Linked DNA regions of Homo sapiens: all the other regions are linked to region 2. The links are chromatin contacts, found by Hi-C or POLR2A ChIA-PET in ENCODE. All regions are on one chromosome and are shown on one strand. The core of a region is the stretch at or near the end of the contact, and the rest is flanking DNA. Distances in the headings are between cores, read along the strand shown. Region 1 overlaps COBL (cordon-bleu WH2 repeat protein). Region 2 has its middle 44 kb from the start of GRB10. Region 3 overlaps GRB10 (growth factor receptor bound protein 10). Region 4 has its middle 180 kb from the start of GRB10.

Region 1 (3,065 bases), core at 259-2,758, 240 kb after region 2:
CTGGTGCCTGCCGCTGCCTAGCCCCAGCCTGGCAGCTGGGCTCCTGACTAGAGCCAGCAATCCTGGTCAGCGGTTCTCAAGCCAGGCTTGAGCGGCAGAGGCGGTGGGCTGACCTCCTCTCAGCTACTTTTGGTAAACATGGTTTAAAGAACACACTCATGCTTCTTTAGCAGAAGAAAATTAAGTGGAGAAATTACCTTTGTTTCCTCTTGAAAACTTGGATAGGGGAGAAATAGTTCCAAAGGTTGTATGTGCACTCACATCCCCACATTTTCACTTCACAAAGGATGCATTCAGATGACTATTAAAATGCTGCGACCAGCTTTCTTTCTCCTCAGATCAAATACTCGCTTTATCATTAGGGTCATCAATTTTAACACTTAATGTTCTCCTTTTAAACAATTTCCCAATTAGCTAGAATGAAGTTTTACTTCTCAATTAATTTAGGATTTGTTATTAAAACCTATATTTTGCTAACTTTCCCATTCGATGTACAGTACTGTCATAAAGTAATATATATAGTTGTGTGCATGTCTTATGTACATATACACATATACATACACATACGCAGATTAAAAATGATGACTAAGGGATGCAAGGAAACTTGAGGGTGATGGATGTTTATTACTCGATGGTGAGTGATGGTTTCATGGTGTATACAAGAGTCGAAACTGATTATATTATATACTTTCTTTGTACATATGCAGTTTTTTGTGTGTCAATTACACTCCTATAAAGCTGTGAAATATAAAAAATAGCATAAAACCCAGAAATCCCCATCAATGTTCTTCCTACACTTCACTTTGCAATATTAAATGGAGACTTGTAGTTTTCCTACTAGAAGCTAAACGTCTCAATTTATAACCATTTACTATTATTTTATATTTATTGAACTTAAGTAACTCACTCTTCACATCTAAGGTTTCTGCTATGGAGCCTGAAGACTCCAAATGTAGGCCACTTGTGCAGTGAGTGACAGTTCCAGCTCATCAAAACGTTGCCCTCGGCCTGATCGCACCCAATCCTCACTAATATGACAATGACAATGTAAAGGGGCAGAATGGAGCCAGCAGACATGAAAGGTAATTTGCCTTCTGGGGCATTCCCTGCACAGCTCTGCCAATACACCACTGTGGGTGCAGATTCGGGGTTTGCCCATATGAGAGACCAGGTAGGAGAGAGAAATGATTGAGAGAGAAGGGCCAAGCGAAGGGCGCAGGGATGAGGCAGAAACAGGCCAGAGATACAAATATGCTTACTTCCACCACCAACTACACTTCTCTTGTTGGAACAGCAACTCTGTAAGTTTGTGCTGCATCTGCCTCTCTGGTCCTCTCAGGCTCCTGACTATAGGACATAATCACTTTCCCTTTAAATTTCTTTTTGGAAAAACATGAGCCTGAAAATACTGGATTCTTAGCCTGGGTGTTAGCTGTGGGATTGGTGGGCTCCGCAGTGCATGGCAAGTGCCGGCCTGTGCTCAGGGAGCACCTGCTGCCAAGCTATGCTCAAGGCTTACTTGAAGGATGTGAGCCCTTTGGGAAGGCTCTTTACACATTCCAGGAAGAACCAGAATTTCAAGCCAAATCTGACTTTTAATATTGGCAACTTTACCTGGCAGAGAGGATGTGTGTGTGGGCTAGACATGGCAATCTGCCATCCATTTCCATCCTGTGGTTGATGATTTGTGTGATTCAGGATGTCTTTATATTCCTCCCTACCACTTCTTATTCACACAAAACATACAAGGAAAGGATGCATCCACTCTTTAAATCTTGTCCCTTATGGGCCAAAGAAGAAAGTATGATAGATACTGACTATTCCATTTGCGTTTGGGTTTTATGTTTTGGTTATTTTTTCTCCTCACTTCCTGCCCTGAAGCCCTGTAGCAGATTTATCAACCAGGAAACAGTGTGTCCAGTCTAAATAATCTCAATAGATCTAATCTCTTTTGGGGGGGTTTCTTTTTCCCTTTACTGAAAAATATACTCAGAGCCTTATTTTATGCAGCTTCGTTCACGTAATAAAAGTTTGTTATTTTCTTAATAAGAAGGAAAAAGAAGGGTTATAACATAAAGCCTTTAAGGGTAAAATCAACACAGAAGTAACAGTAAATTTAAATCACAAAACTTCCAGCAAAGGGAGTTATTCGGCAAAAGGGTTACCAATTATGCGTTGCTATTGGTGACAAATAAAGCAAAGAAACCAAAAATATACAGATAACTCCTGAGCCTCATTTTATTTAATACTTGAACCTCTGTCTTCACTGAAGTGTTTGAAGTTTGCTTGTTGTCATTTTACCATGGTGACTAATAAGGTGCAAAAGCTATTTTGGGTTTTTCTCCTGCTCCACATTCCTTGGGTATGAAGGATGAAACAGTTAAAACACACACACACACACACACACACACACACACAAAATTCCGAGAAGCCAGAGGAAGCAAGTGCTCTGTATGTGGATTAATTTCTGGGTCTGGATAATCTGTAATTGGTTATGATGACTCAAGACATCTTGAATACTTGTTTGAAAGGCCCTCACTTTCTCTTGTAATTTTTGGAAGATGCACTCTTATCCCTATGGTAGAAAAGTTTGTTTTGTTATGGGAAATGTTAGTCTGCACGTGGAAACGTTTTGAATTACATTACATGAGCTATGGAAGTTGTGAACAAACTGTATCATTTTATGGATCCAAATTAGCATGAAAACTGTGAAAATTAACAGTTGATAAGCATCACAAACACAGATGCGATGTGTGACTGATTATAATGGGTGCTAAAATAAAATGTCAGTGAGTAAACAGTAACGACTTTTCCAAATTGTTTCATCTACAGAACTAGGAGTATTTATTTACAAGTAAGTGATTTTAGAATCATATGAAAAGGTCAACAGTACTGGTAAAGTGAGATGGCAAACATTATCATATAAACTAGCTTGCATTTTATAAATCACAGCATGCTCAATTGTCCACTGGCAACATGGTCTCCAGGGTGAAACTAAGAATTTAAGCCAACTATAGTTGAAAAATAATGCATAGTTTTTCTTTTACCTTAGCATTTGCTACAGA
Region 2 (3,311 bases), core at 194-2,693:
ATAACAACTGTTCTTAGCTCGTGGGCCCTATGAAATCAGGTGGTGGACATGTTTGGGCTGAGACCCCTGCTCTACGGGGGCATAAAACGCACAATATTGTGAGAATTCAGGAGCACGAGCTTTAACTAACAGCACAAGGCATATCACGTGAGAGTCATTCAGTGGCTGGTATTCACTGATCTCTATCAGAGCAGAAAACAGGTGCTTTTCGTGAGTGAAAGCAGGAGGCTGAAGGCCCACTGCACTTTTCTCGTGGGTGATTTGGGGTCTCTAACCAACACCTAAGGCAGCAAGCCATTTCTCCTCAATCCCTGAGTTACTCTGGTAAGGGAATCAAGTTTGCACTGCTTTTCATACTTTCCCCCACTAAATTTTATTATTTCCCTTTTGTTGGTTCTTTCTCTCTCAATTCTCTTTTCTAAGCTGACTCCATTTCTTTTCTGGAAATTTTCAGTATTGTGGGGCCTGGGTATTAGGGATTAGGAACACTTGCAATCTGAAAGCCTGTGTCTTAGGAAGGTGTATGCAAAGGGAATAAGTGGAGGGGAACCCCCTGTGAGCTGTGCAGACCAGAACAGGTTTTTCTCCTAAGGTAAGGGTGTTCAAGAGGAAAAACAATGTGCAGATATTAACTCTTCCTTGAAAGTTTGTTATGTAGAGTTAAAGATTGCAGATTACAGGCTTTAGAACCAAACTGCCTAGGCGCTAATCACACACTCAGAACCACGTGACTATAGATAGTCGCTAAACCTCTCAGATTTGGTAGCCTCATCCATAAAATTAGCGTGGTAATCATAATAGCAGATACCTCAATGTTATTGTTAAGATTTTTAAAAGTTAATATATGCATAGCCCTTAAATCAGTGCCTAGTATGGAATGGGTAATCACTGTTAATTTCTCAAACTTTTTATTTTGGAATAATTTTAGATTTAGAGAAAAGCTGTAAAGATAATACAGGGAGTTTCCCTATACTCTCCATCCAGTTTCCTGTAATTGTTAACATCTTACATATCCGCAGCATGTTTGTCACAACTATGAAATTAACACTGGCACAATACTACTAACTAAACTCCAGACTTTTTTTGTATTTCACCAGTTTTTTTCACTCATGCCTCTTTTCTGTTCCAGGATTCCATCCGGGATCCCACAGTGCATTTAGGCTGTCTCCTTAATCTCCTCCCATCTATGCCCATTTCTGGGACTTTGTTTCTTTTTCAAGACCATCACCCTTTGGAGGAGTGCTGATCAGGCATTCTGGATGATGTGCATCGCTTTGAGTTCGGCTGATGTTTTCTGTGATCGATTGGGGTTATGTTTTGGGGGTGAGTGCCATGGGGTGAAGTGCCCTTCTCATTGCCTCGCCTCGGGGGCACATGACTTCACCATGACTCAAGTCTGGTGATGTTAACCTTGAGCCCTTGGTTGTGGTGGCATCCGCTAGATTACTGCATTGTGAAGTTGCTATTTTTCTCTTTCCATACCCTTCTAGAGGAAGTGAGTCACCAGGTCCAGTCCACACTCACTAGGAGAGCAATGAAGCCCCACCTCCTGGAGAAGTGGCTGCATCAATGCTCCCCTGTATTACTTGTGGTGCTTCTGTGAGAAAGATTTGTCTCTTTTTCCCTATGTATTTGCTTATTCACATGTTTACTTATATTGGCATAGACTCATGGATTGTTCCAGCTTTGGCCATTGGGTACTGTTTCAGGATGACTCCTGTGTGCTTTTGATGTGTTCCTATTTTTTAAAGCATGTCCTCTGATGCTACAGGATGCTTCAGGCTGATCTGGAATTTCCCTTAATTCAGTTATTAATTCAGCCATAGGATTGTATGAGGATGCATGACACAGGGGACTTTTATTGTTTGGTCTGTCCAGGATCCCCCATCCCTGGAAGAACTCATCTCCCCATCCCTTGTGGTCCTAGGTTGTCCATCAGCACACCACCCCCAGTGGGCCACAGGAGGAAGGACTGATGCAAAGGGTATGCATTTCCACAGGGCCAGGAGGGCCTCCCTTGAGGTGGCTATGTGTATGTTGGGAAGGAGAGTTTCACTTTCCCTGTGCTGCTAAACTGGGAAGCTGGTGGTGGCCATCTTCCCCACTTCATGAGAGAACTTGCCTTCAGAAGAAGCCAATACAACAGGAGGCAGAGCTGACCTTGAGAGAGAGCCCTGCCTGTATGACAGCACCTCCCATCCAGCTCTTCTTGACACTCTTCAATGTTCCACCTACATGGACCAAGACACTCCAATTGCTTTTTAAGCTCATTGTGCATATGACTACATGAAGTACCTAGCATGAGGACCACATCTTTCTGCCAGTCCGGCCCTTCATAGAATTTACACCCCACCTACTTCGATGGACACCAAAATATAATCCTCACACTTGACCTAGACACACCCATTATGCTGATTGAAACAAATCAAACTTTAAAAGCACTTCAGAAGACTACTTTTTAGAATCTAGTAATCACCCTTGATTTATGCTTTATGCAAAATTACACAGATTTTTAATGAATTTTTGCACAAATCTAAGTATAAATACAGATGCTCCTGAACTTACAATGGAGCTACTTCCCAATAAATCCATCATAAGTTGAAAATATAGTGAGTTGAAAATGCATTTAATACACCTAACCTACTGAGCATTGTAGCTGAGACTAAAACATTCTCAGAACACTGACATTAGCCTACACCTGGGCAAAATCATCTAATCCAAAGCCTATTACAAAAAGTGGAGAATATCTTATGTGATTTATTGAGTACTGTACTGAAAGCGAAACTAAGAATGGCTGTATAAGTACTCAAAGTACAGTTTCTACTACATGTGTATCACTTTTGCACCATTGTAAAGTTGAAAAACCTTAAGTTGAACCATCGTAAGTTGGGGATTATCTGTATATCACTTTAATAAGGCGAAAACAATACTACAACCTAATGATCATAAAGATATAGTGGAATAGGTACATTTATATAAGTAATAGAGTAAAAGGTTATACAAATCAACATCCATAAAATTGTGGGATTTTTGATCTAATAATCTCACTTGTGGATGTAACCTAAGGAATTTAAAAAAGTTTTTTTAAAGACAGATTCATAAGTTTTTTGCAGTCTGATTATTTAATAGAGAAATATGGGAAACAATTTATGTGTTCCACAATGGGGTCTTTTTTTTTTTAAGTGAAACCTTAACTCTTTGAAATGTTATATGATTTTTAAAAATTATAAACATGAAGAAACTCAAGCAAGATAATGATATTTATTATGGAGGCTGCATTACTCGGGACAGGTTAAGTTATTATGACTTAG
Region 3 (3,004 bases), core at 300-2,799, 170 kb before region 2:
TGCTACAGTAAAATATCTGTTTTAGGCCCCTCAAATTCAGAGGTTTATATTTTAAAAGATATTTGTACTCCGGAGAAACACTAGTAGTTGGGATTTCACATAAGATTCCTGCACTGATTTCCTGTGTCATATTTAGCCAAACAAGTGGTCTGCTCCAGGTCACGACTGCCTCGCTGCAATTGCATCACTTGCTCTGATGCAAACACGGGAACATGCAGGTGCCGTCACGTCGGGCCTTCGGGATTATTCTCAGACTGCAGGGGCTGCGGTCCCTAGAGAGCTGTGAGAGACCTCCGCTTTAGCAAAGCTGCCAGAAAAGTCTAAAAAAGTGAGGATGACATTCACCATTTTAAAAATAATCATGGGCAATTTAGCACCCTTTCCCAAAGTGCGTTCTGTGTAAAGTTTACAGGTGCTGTCTCTAAAGCACTTCTGTGATCACAAATGTTTCAGATGCTCTAGCTTAGCTTGAGTGAATAGGTAGGTTTTCTTTTTCTGTAAGATTTTTCAGATCCTCTAAAATCAAACGGGAAATGTAGAATTGCCAAGAAAACGATAGACGATGCCAAATTTCCCAAACTTACTGAACCTGCATGGCTTTTTCCCCCTCAGGACAACTCAGGTAACTGGCATTCTAGAAAATGAGAGGTAAAAAACGTGAAGAGATCTCAGTCACCTCAGCAACGCCAGAGGAAGACTGAAACCCAGAAAGCTAGACCCTACTCAAACCACGGAGAGCTGAGGGAGCCTAGCCAAGCCCCCCTTTGAAAAAAACATGTCCTGGCCACCCTGCTGTTAAAGCCTTGGCTCAAATGCAATGCTCACAGTCACCGAGGACACCCGAACCTGCCAACGCTCAAGGCTGGACGCAGGGCTGCTCCCAGGTCGCTCTGGGTCCTGCACCTATCTCCCATGCTGAGCTAAGCAGCTGTGCAATAGTGTGTGTGCCCACGTCTCTTCTCCGGGTAGCCCAAGTCTTGGAAGGCAGACAGTAGAGCAAACTCATCTCTGTCTAGAGCCTGTCCAGGACAGCCCCTCACCTAGAGGAGCATATTACAGGACCATAAGGTTAGAACATCCATCCTTCAGTGGTGGCCACGCCGGAGGGCATAAATGATGGTGAGCAATGCAATGGGATCTGCTACATGTGTGGGTTTTGCTTGCACGGTTTCAGGGATTCACGCGTCCCCTCATAAGTAATTGAATGACAAGTTGAGAGTTCACTTAGGCGTACTGAAATGCATTTCTGTCGTCTGGGGCACTGCTGTGGCACACTGAGAAGACAGCTAGAAGCTCGGGTCCTGAGTCTAAACCCACTTTTTGTGATGTATTTGTCAATGACCTTGGAAGATGACTTTATCCTCCCTGGGCCTCAGGTTCCTTAAGAGCACATGTCTCGTGGTCACTCCTGATGAAGGCAGTGATCACGTGGCAAAGGGGTGGGGCACAGTAGTGGTGCCGCGTTCATGCAGTAAAGGGGCATGGGGGCACAGCTGCGGTGCCGTGTTCACGTGGGAAGTAGGGGGTGCAGCCATCATGCCGCGTCCACAGGGGAAGTGGCAGGGAGGCGCAACTGCGGTGCCGCATTCAAATGGGAAGTGGGGGTGCAGCCATCATGCCACAACCACAGAAGTGGGGGGTGCAGCCGTGGTGCTGCATTCATGCAGGAAGGGAGGTAGGGCACAGCCATGGAGCCATGTCCATGCAGGAAGTGGGGTGGAGTGGACGTCCTGCCACGTTCACACGGCAAGAGGGGAGGCAGCCGTGGTGCAGATTTGACTGTCCTGAGCTCCAAGACACAGAGACATCAGCAGGGCCCCGCCTCCTCAGACAGAGCAGGAAATGGAAGTTTCCAGAGATGCTGCCACACATCAGCGCTGGAGCTGGGTTCTGCCCCAGCACCTTCCAAGTGCCGTGGGCAGGAGCTCCCCCTCCACACCGTGGCCTCTCGGTGCAGACGGGAAATGGTTACAGGCAGGTGGCTTCCGTTGGGAGACAGGAGCCACGCAGTAGCAGAAGGAAAGGAGTTAGAGATGCAGGTGTGAGGGGGGCCGAGGACAGAGGATTTTAACTTGAAAATGGCGGGATGAGTTGAAGTGCACCTCATGCTGACTCTTGCGTGCGTGAAGCCACAAGGGACCATCCTGTGATGGCGCAGCATCTTATCCATCCCGCCAGGGCCAAGGCCCTGGGGGCTGCAGACCCAACCCACTGCAGCCAGCACCCCTCAGGGTCCCCAGCACTCAGGGTAAACTGCAGTTAGGCTCAGGCCCCAATGTCTTCTGATCTCCAAAGGCACCAGAAAAGGTGACACGGGCAGACTGTGGAGGTGCTAAGAGTAACAGGGCTTGCCAGCGGGTGGAAGGGGCTAAAGGATGGAGGAAGTCCATCCTCAGCAAGGCCCACCAGCAAACTGCTCGGGACAGGCCCAGTTGCAGACACACATTTGCAGGAGAGAGCATTCTCTCCGTGCAATACATTCTGTGAAACAACCTGCACTGGGAGGCCAGGACTAGTTTTTCTCAGCAAAGATGGTCTAACATATTGCATGCAGTTAAAGCCTCAGGAGACCTAATTTTGATCATTAGTAAATAATTGTATGCACAAACCCTTATCCAAAGTGATTACTGTGGTTCCAGAAAATTAATTTTTAAAATTAAGCAGAGGGAGAAGAGCTGATTGGAGCTAAGACAAGATTTATGTCCTATTACTAACAGGGTTAAACTATGTGACTAATTGTGTTTGAATAACAAATGGAAAAATGTGCTCTAAAAACTCATTATGTAGCTGCACGAGAATCTTTATTGGCTGAAGGAAAGTGTGGCCTGTCAAAGTGCCCACTGAGCTTGTCTTAAGTTCATAAATAAACAAGTTCCTAATAGCATTACTATACTTTTTCTTCACCGGCACTCTTCTCTAGGGTGCCCCTGGGGACACCCCGCCCTCTTGTCTCAGCACCTCTGCACATTTACTGTAGGAGTCAGTTCTCTGCCTGCTCTTGGTT
Region 4 (3,372 bases), core at 158-2,657, 140 kb after region 2:
TTCTGGTTCCCTGGCTGGAGGAGGCAGGTGAAGAAAAAGTAGAAATTAAGGGTGTGTCCTAGGTTGGGGCTTGGGCATCTGAGTAAAGTTGACGCTGTTAACTGCAATGGGAAATACTGGCATAAAAACAGGTGTGGGGGAGAAAGTGGAGACTTCTGGCCTGGGCACATGAGGTCTGAGATAGTATAAGAGGTCAGAGGCTGGGTGTGGCAGCTCACGCCTGTAATCCCAGCACTTTGGGAGGCTGAGGCAGGTGGAGAACACTTGAAGCCAGAAGTTCAAGACCAGCCTGGCCAATGTGGTGAAACCCCATCTCTACTAAAAATACAAAACATAAATAAATAAATTAGCTGGGTGTGGTGGTGCACACCTGTAGTCCCAGCTACTCAGGAGACTGAGACAGGAGAATCTCTTGAACCTGGGAGGCAGAGGTTGCAGTGAGTTGAGATCATGCCACCGCACTCCAGCCTACACAACAGAGTGAGACTCTCAAAAAAAAAAAAAAAAAAAAGAGGTCTGAGATGTTACAAGATGTCCTGGCAGAGATTCCAATCTTGAGTCCAGACTGGAGAGGGAGGCTGAGAGGCTGGGGGAGAGGGTCCATAGAGCTATGGGTACAAGTGAGCCAGAACACCAAGGCAGGGAGTGAGGGCCGGGATGGAAGGAAGGCTGGGAGGGAGCCCTGGGCATCCAGCACCCAGAGGGTGAGGAGGGGAGGGGAGCCGCCAAAATGTGTGCCGTTCAGGAGGAAACCCGCGGAGTGTGAGTCAACCAGCAAAGCCTTTCAAGAGGACCAGAGTGGCCAGATGAGTGCACAGCCCCTAAGGGATAGATTAGAATGAGGACTCGACCCATGGGAGGGCTGGACGCCCGACCATGTAGGCTGCAGCACATGTGAAGACCAACACCAGCAGTCTGACCACTGGTCAAAAGCATGAGATTTGGTATAAAGGAGATTTTTGTGTAAGCAATAGTTTCTGTTCCTCTTAGCCACATGATTTGAGAAAATTATTTAAATGACCCGAGCCTCACCTTCAACATGAGGAACATCATATTCCCTTTGATAAAATGTTGCTGGTGTAAGTGCTCCATAAATGACAGCTTTTATTAGCAGAAGCAGAGATAATCCAACTTCAATGGGAGATTAAACAACGACTTCTGTTTAGAGCTTTAAAATGAGTGAGATGTGTCCACCGCTGGGGTTCTTCTCTTGGTGCCTGCATTGCCCTGCAGGAAGCCTGGTGGTGGTGCCTGGTGTGGTCTGCCAGCTCTCAGCTGGGTGGGAAAGTGGTGCTGAATGGCCCCACCTCTGCTCTGGGTTTTGCCCCACAGGTCGCTGCAGGCCTGCCCCTGGGCTGTGCTGAGTCATCTCCGCAGGCAGGACCTCCCCAGGCAGGCACAAGGCACTGGGAGGTGCCGCCCCTTGGGCCCAGGCCAGTGGAGTTTTAATTGCTGCTCCTCTATTGTTGGCTCTGGTTCCGCTTCTGGAAGGTTTCCAGCCTTTGCTCCTGGGCTTTGGTCTCTTCAGGGAGCCTCCAGCTGCCTCTTTGTCATCAGTGAAGCCACTGAGACCTCCTCTTGGCCCTCCCCCTCCTCCTCCTCCTCCTCCTCCTCCTCATCTTTGCTGGATAATGAGGACTTCAGATCTTGTTTCTGAAGAGAGAGGCTGAGCTGACTTCTGAAGGGTGGAAGGCACCAAACAGGGAGAGGTTTCCAAATCTGGGGACACAGGACAACTGAGTCCCAAATTGTGAACACTTTATTTAAACCCTAAAGGACAGGTCTTTGAAGACTGACTACAGAGGCCACTCAAGGGGATGGAAAGAATATGGGCTTGGGAGGCACAGGCACCTGGGTGCAGACGCCTAACCAGTTCCATCAGGACCTGTGGCAGGTTGCCCACCTACACCAAGCCTCAGTTTCCCCATCTGTGGAGTGGACTGATGTCCACGTGCAAGCCATAGGAGAATTGCAGACAATGCATGAAAAGCATGGAGCCCGAGGGCTGGCTTTAGTGGGAGTCAAAACATGATCACTTTTTCTGTAAACTTTAATTTGGAGATAATGTCAAAGCTACAAAAATTACAAACAGAAAACTAGTACAAGGAACATCTGACTCCTTTATGCAAATCTCCCTTATTGCTGACATAAAAAATGGTAACGTGTTAAATCAATATTTTTAATGTTTAAGCTATTGCGTTGCAAAAACTTTACAGTGTGAACCCAGGCATGTCTCTCAATGTCTCTGAGACTGCCTTTGCTCATCTGTGAAGTGGGAAGGATGTTGTAGCATTTACACCACAGTGAGGGATGAGCAGGAACTTCTGGCCTAGCCACAATAACATAGCTGTCCTAACGAGGCAGGAAAATAGGGTCTGGAGGCAGAGAATATGAGGCTAGTTCACACTTGAGCTATAACAGGAAATATCCTCTCCATAGGGCATACACTATAAATGACTTTGTAACTTTATTTCATCCTCTCCCTTTACATGGGGTGTACACCAAGTCACCAATGTAATCCTCTAGTGGATATTTAAACTCAAAAAACCTCTGTAACAGGGCCTTTGATCCCCTATGCTCAGGCCCGCTCCCACATTGTGGAGTGTGCTTTCATTTTCAATAAAACCCTTCCCTCCTTGCTTTGTGCATTTTGTCCAACTCTTTGTTGAGGACGTCAAGAGCCTAGACACCTTCCACCATTAACATATTTTGGCGAGCCAGCCAGAAGGAAGAGATAAGCCCAAAGTTTGGGATTCATTTTTCTCCCTTTCCTTTCTGCTCCATTCAGGGGCTCTCTCTCTCTCTCTCCCTCTCTCTTTTCCTTTCCAACTTGGGACCCTTGGTGGGAAGCAGGTAAACATGGAAGCAACTGCAGGTTTCTGGCCATGGCCAGTGAAACTAAGGGGTTTCCATGTGGAGAAGGCTGACCGCCACCTCTTCATTAGCTTAAGGAACCTTGGTCTTTTTCATTTCCACCTTCCCGCCCCCCACTCCCATCCCACTTTCTTTTTCAGTCTTTCAGAGGCTGTTGCCTACTGGCTCCTTGGAAATTGAGGGCAATCGGCTGGGGTCACTCCCTAGTACTGCCTGAAGGCCTAAGAATGAATGGGTATAATTGCCCTGCCCCAAGTGGGAAGGAGTTGTTTTTTTATCTTTTCTTTTTTTGTTATTTCTTTCTTTCTTTCTTTCTTTATTTTTATTTTATTATTATTATACTTTAAGTTTTAGGGTACATGTGCACAATGTGCGGGTTAGTTACATCTGTATACATGTGCCATGCTGGTGTGCTGCACCCATTAACTCGTCATTTAGCATTAGGTATATCTCCTAAAGCTATCCCTTCCCCCTCCCCCCACCGCACAACAGTCCCCA

The links. A loop is a pair of places that touch in the nucleus more often than their neighbours do. ChIA-PET counts read pairs that join two places held with the same protein, here RNA polymerase II (POLR2A). Pooled maps may share reads with other maps.
Region 1: a map of endothelial cell of umbilical vein shows a loop between it and region 2 (6-fold over the local background). The contact joins two enhancer-like sites. A Hi-C loop is called at or near these places in 4 of 168 maps with a recorded cell type or tissue (Calu3, PC-3, endothelial cell of umbilical vein and 1 more) and 3 of 50 pooled maps.
Region 3: a loop to region 2 is called in a pooled map, with 7 times the contacts of the local background. The contact joins two enhancer-like sites. A Hi-C loop is called at or near these places in 11 of 50 pooled maps. POLR2A ChIA-PET finds 5 or more read pairs at or near these places in 2 of 52 experiments (BJ and activated CD4-positive, alpha-beta memory T cell).
Region 4: a map of PC-3 shows a loop between it and region 2 (2.6-fold over the local background). The contact joins two enhancer-like sites. A Hi-C loop is called at or near these places in 7 of 168 maps with a recorded cell type or tissue (Caki2, DLD1, PC-3 and 4 more) and 2 of 50 pooled maps. POLR2A ChIA-PET finds 5 or more read pairs at or near these places in 2 of 52 experiments (H1 and HEK293T).

What each region holds. Positions count from the first base shown.
Region 1 is chr7:51,068,008-51,071,072 of GRCh38, forward strand. All of the region lies in intron 7 of COBL (cordon-bleu WH2 repeat protein), which reads right to left. Among named protein-coding and RNA genes, the nearest start is that of COBL, 250 kb to the right of the region's middle. Within about 2 kb of position 1,509, at least 2 of the 41 ENCODE cell types and tissues checked have a DNase peak (open chromatin) inside an H3K27ac peak, as active enhancers do; they include endothelial cell of umbilical vein, where a contact is called at or near this core.
Region 2 is chr7:50,825,513-50,828,823 of GRCh38, forward strand. No RefSeq gene overlaps it. Among named protein-coding and RNA genes, the nearest start is that of GRB10, 44 kb to the left of the region's middle. RefSeq lists an enhancer at 887-2,086. Within about 2 kb of position 1,444, at least 2 of the 41 ENCODE cell types and tissues checked have a DNase peak (open chromatin) inside an H3K27ac peak, as active enhancers do; they include endothelial cell of umbilical vein, where a contact is called at or near this core.
Region 3 is chr7:50,658,667-50,661,670 of GRCh38, forward strand. The region is part of intron 7 of GRB10 (growth factor receptor bound protein 10); the gene reads right to left. Among named protein-coding and RNA genes, the nearest start is that of DDC, 95 kb to the left of the region's middle. RefSeq lists an enhancer at 754-923. Within about 2 kb of position 1,550, at least 10 of the 41 ENCODE cell types and tissues checked have a DNase peak (open chromatin) inside an H3K27ac peak, as active enhancers do.
Region 4 is chr7:50,961,729-50,965,100 of GRCh38, forward strand. No RefSeq gene overlaps it. Among named protein-coding and RNA genes, the nearest start is that of GRB10, 180 kb to the left of the region's middle. RefSeq lists an enhancer at 1,390-1,905. Within about 2 kb of position 1,408, at least 2 of the 41 ENCODE cell types and tissues checked have a DNase peak (open chromatin) inside an H3K27ac peak, as active enhancers do.